Regions from separate parts of the Homo sapiens genome. Here region 1 is linked to region 2. A link is an interaction called in ENCODE POLR2A ChIA-PET data of the cell type or tissue named here. Cell type or tissue: OCI-LY7. All regions are shown on one strand.

Region 1 (2,500 bases), 290 kb after region 2:
CTGGTGGCTGGAAATTCTCAGTCATTTCTAAAAATAAACAGAAATTTATTTTCTCACAATTTAGGATTAGAGTCAAGGATAATGAGTATTGCGTCTGATGAAAATATGTGTTGGTTCCCACATTTTACCACTACCGGCACAGCTACGTTTTTAGTCCTTTTATATTTAGCAATTTCAATGGACTGAATTGTGTCCTGTTAAAATTCATGTGTTGAAACCCTAATTCCCAAGGTGACTGCATTTGGAGATAGGGCCTTTAAGAGGCCATTAAGATTTAAATAAGTCATAAGAGTAAGGCTCTAATTTGATAGGATTGGTAATCTTGTAAGAAGTGTCAGAGAGCGAGGCAGGATAGGGGAGAAAGAGGAAGACAGAAAGAGAAGGGGATAGAGAGAGAGAGAGAGATCTCTTCCCACCCTTTGAGAACACAGTGAGAAGGCAGCCATCTGCAAGCCAGGGAAAGAGTCCTCACCTGACACTGCTGCCAGACCTTGCTCTTGGACTTTCCAGCTTCAAGAACCATGAAAAAAAATAAATGTCTATTGTTTACGTTACTCCATCTATAGTATTTTGTTATGGCAGCCCTAGCACACTAAGACAATGACCTTTTAATGACTTATTGACTTATTTCCTGCCTGTGTAATATTATTCATATTACTATGGCTCTTATATACAATTAGGTATATACTTAAACCTTAGTATATTTATAGAAACAGACAAAGCATTAACAGTGCATTTCTGAAGATGTTTTTCAGATGCACTATCACGCAAGCACACAAGACAGCAGGTGATAGTGCCAGCAATTACTGCAGGATTGACTCCAAATCCCATCATCCTGGGAGGAACTGGCAAGAGAAGATCATGAAACTTGTCAATAGCATTGCTACTATACGAAATAAGAATGACCCAGATAGTTGATGAAACCAAGATTAGGATTTGCTGTAAACACTAGTGTCTGTACATATATTAATGTCTGAGGAGATAGGGTTGGAATTTTACAAATCATATTCGTTCAGAATTGTAAACATACAAAACGATTTTCCTGCTCTCTACTGGAGCAGCACCATCTGCTGGACCCACTCAAAATGCAAATTCTCCAACCCTGATGGAACTAAGCAAAGTCAGCAGCCTCCTCTACCTGCTCCTTTTCTGGACCCTAACATCCCCCTTCTTGTTTCCTGACACTGGCTGACACTTCCTTCCTGTGCTCATAAATATAGATTAGCTATTTATATTTCTTGTTTCCATTATGTTTCCTGCAGCTTTGTTCCCCGTGTATAATGTATGTTAGGAGAATGAATGTGAGGAATCTCTGTCAGGAGGTTTTTAATAAAAAAGGTCGTCTTTAATTTTGCAGAGAAGAACCTTGAAAGGGGAAGCTATTTCAAGGGTGTAGTCCTCCTTAAGCTCAGTTCTTTTCCCAAATACAGTGTGTGTGTGTGTGTGTGTGTGTGTGTGTGTGTGTGTGTTATCACTTGCCTAGTTTCCTGTCTCTATTTCTAACCTGTTGACCTCTAAGCTCCAAATTTCCCTCCTCCGACCTTTTCCTCTTTCCTCTTTCTCCTTTCTGGCTCCGCAGACTCTGAGGCTAAACCTGTTCTTAGCCAGAAGATGTGTAACAAGCTCCACACTCAATGCTAATCTATTGCTGATTCAGCCCTTGCCTTTACCCTGGTTCTAGCAGATTCTTACTGAACGCACTTCCCATACTCAACCCTCAGTTCCCTTAGTGAACTTTGCCTGTTTAACCTAATGCCTGAGTGCCTTCCTTAATTATCTGCCCAGATCCTCCATTTTTTTGTGGCTCTCATGGGGGAAAATGTTGGGAGAACAATTTGAATAAAAGAACATGCCAAGATTGCTGGGAGATGGTTGAAAAAAAATCAGTGATGGTGTGTAACACCATAACACAGCATTGAACTCCCTGGAGAGCCAACTCCAAGATGGAGACCAATGTGTAGGAGGTTTATTAGGGTGTTCCCATGTGGTCAACACCCATGGAAAGAAAGCAGGATGGAGCAGAGCTAGTAGTTGAACTGCAGCACAGCCTCAAAGCCTCAGGCGATCCTTCAGGGAGTTCTAAAAATAAGATAACCCTTCCAAGGTGACTTGACTGGGGACAAGAGAGGTCTCAACCTTCATACCTCTTGTCGATCAGCCACTGGCTGTGGGCCTCCAGCAGGGGCTGTGACCTCAGGCAAAGAGTCTATCTGCAACTAAGGCAGGGGCTGTGACCTCAGGCAAAGAGTCTATCTGCAACTAAGGCAATGCCCCAACGGAAGTGACCCAGAGAGCTATCATCTAGCAGCAAGGAAAGTAAGTCCTCAGGAGACTTGGTCTTTCCTAAAGGAGAATAAGTCTTTCCTGAAGAGACATCTGGGCAGTGCATCCCAGTGTTCCCTACCCTTATGTCATCTCACCTCCAGGAAGTACCATTACTTCCTCTGCCTAGTACACAACATATTTTATTTTTCATCTCACTCTCAATCTGGAAGTGATT
Region 2 (2,500 bases):
CAGAACCCAGGCACATTAAATCAACCTGGATCACAGAGAATATGCAGTCGTCAGGACTGTGGCAAACAGGATAGGGCAAGCCATACCTAGTGCAGTTAAAGTTCAATTTTTTAAGGGGCAAAAATAAACAAAAAACATGCAAGCTGAATCTGGCCCACGGGATTGCCCCTTGCAACTTCACTTGCTCTCTCATTCATTATATCTAATCATGAATTCCTGGAGATCCTATCTTGAAGGCTCTCTCAAACTGTTCCCTTTTCCCTATTCCCATTTGCTTCTGCTTTAGTTTCTGCCTCCAGCCTGGCTCAACTGCAACCCTCTGCCACACTACCATGAGATCTAGTTCATAATCTGATCTCTTCACTTGAGGCTTAAGCTCCCCACAGCTCTCAAGATGATGTTCAGATGCCTTGACTTAGCTCCAAGGCCTTCCATGACACGGCCTATTTATTTACCTGTATTTTTCAGCCTTGCCCTACAAGCTCTGGGCCTGTATCATATCCATACTCAAGTGTTCCAGTAGATTCCCACACAAACCAGTCATTTCATACCTTGCAAGTTGTTCCTTCTGCCTGGAATATTCTTCCTACCTTATACCTTCCTTTGTCCTTTCATTTGCTTTGGAATCTCTAGAGCCTAATGCATAGTACACACTTAATAGATGTTTCCTGAATACCTAATTAAATGAGAATGCAAAGGAGATGACTTATGGTTCCAGAACATGGACCCAGTGATGCGTATCTCCTTTATATATCAAGCACATAAAAATCTACATAAAATATAACTGCTGACATTTTAATACCATAATCAGTTTCAAAATAAAGAAAAAGAATTTCTCATGTGTCAAAAGAAGAAAAATCTCAAATTCAGAGTAGAAAAGATACAAGTTAACACTTATATCCCACAGGGATATCAGACTTGGACTCTAGCTGCTAGGGGTTGGGGACTTAAGATCCCAGCCAGGGCAGAGGACTGAAACTTAGACCTTGAATAAAGCAAGAATCTCTCTAAGACCAGAAAAACTGGATCCATGAAACTGACACACAATGATACAGAGTCCAGATTTATACTATCTGCGTAGTGTGAAATTTCCAAGCCAAGAAATTAAGGTAAATATAAAAGAAAAATAAATATAAATAGCTCCTTAAAGGCGCTTCAAAAAGCAATGGTTCATAGGACTCCCATGGAAAAAGTAATCTTTGCTGAGGATGAGCAAATAATTGAAAATTATGAATCACACAAGGAAATGATCCACCATGAGGGAGATTTGCCAGGTGTGACAAACAGGAAGTTTACCAAACCATGAATTTGATCATATAAAACAGGTTTGAAGAGGCTATGAAATAAAGAATTGAAACCACAATGTAAAAACAAGACATGATTTTTTTCTTAAAGATAGATGTGTTTAAAGAAGGTACGGAGAAACCCTAGGTTCTCTCCTCTGGCCTGTGACCCACTGATACTTCAGGAGGAAAGAAGAGAGAGCAACATGTTAAAAGCAGATCAAAAGAGGAAGTGAAATCAGCAAAAAAATAAAGTATATAAATATAAAGACAACTGACAAATTTTGTCAAGCCCCAAGGATCTCAACAATCTAGCACCCACATCTTTTTTGGGGGGTGAAAAGGGAAATAAAAAACTGAATCCAGTTAATTGAAAGATGAATCAGATTTCCAAAAAGGTATTTCACTGGACATATACATTCTATCTCACTGTCTCCAAAAACTCCTCTGAAATGGTAGTAAAAAGATTTTCTTTTTTAAAAAAAGGGACAAGAAATCAAAACAGTCGAAGAGAACAGAAGAGAAGAGAACAGAAGAGGAGAAAACAGGGACACGATTTCGGAAGTTGGGAAGCACATGAATCAGTGGTGACGGATCTGGCAGGCCCAAAACAAGGAGCCCTAAGCCAGCAAAGGGGAAAGAAGCATTCTGATTTACATAACACTAAATATTTCCTCTAGCCTTAAAAGTATGAGGAATTGGTGGCATCAAGTACCTTGGAAATGGTGTGAAAGTGGAGTTAAAAGACCACTTAATAAGTTTCTCTAGATTCTCACTTTGTACAGCTGAGCAACTGCCTCTTCCCCACACCATAGAATACTGAAGTTTATCCTCTGGAAAAGAGACATGGAGAGTTTCTAGAGTAGTGGACATTAAACACAGTTGAAAGCAGTGGTATCTGACTAAAAACAAGGGACAAAGTGAAAGTTGCAAAAAGATTAAGTAGGATCTGCCCTTGCCTTTTACCTTCTTAGGCACCCAGAATAACTTGCAGGTTAATGATCAGATGAATTTTTTTCTAGAAATACCCAAGATTTTAAGAAAAAAGACTTAAGGATACTGATCATCTTACACTGAAACCATATAAACAAGCTCACCTCATGCAAAGAGTTTCCAAACAGTTTTATTTGTGCCTACTTTAAAATATGAAAAAAAATCACCAGGTATCTGAAGAAACTCTCTAATAAATATAAAAGCCAGAGATGAAGATAAAAAAC

What was found. Peaks named below come from ENCODE experiments on the same cell type or tissue, not always from the same donor. Only the 100,000 strongest peaks of a DNase experiment are listed, where the experiment ranks them.
Region 1: POLR2A ChIA-PET joins it to region 2 with 12 read pairs; 2 of 35 experiments call an interaction of 5 or more read pairs at or near these places.

What each region holds. Positions count from the first base shown.
Region 1 is chr10:50,652,299-50,654,798 of GRCh38, forward strand. No RefSeq gene overlaps it. Among named protein-coding and RNA genes, the nearest start is that of SGMS1-AS1, 29 kb to the left of the region's middle. In OCI-LY7, a CTCF peak has its summit at 1,079 (motif pointing left); DNase peaks (open chromatin) are centred at 1,113 and 2,210; H3K4me3 peaks cover 2,314 bases; H3K27ac peaks cover 2,500 bases.
Region 2 is chr10:50,361,421-50,363,920 of GRCh38, forward strand. All of the region lies in intron 6 of SGMS1 (sphingomyelin synthase 1), which reads right to left. Among named protein-coding and RNA genes, the nearest start is that of ASAH2, 110 kb to the left of the region's middle. RefSeq lists an enhancer at 1,472-1,541. In OCI-LY7, no CTCF peak of the experiment used is centred here; DNase peaks (open chromatin) are centred at 421, 721, 1,401 and 1,941; H3K4me3 peaks cover 2,062 bases; H3K27ac peaks cover 2,500 bases.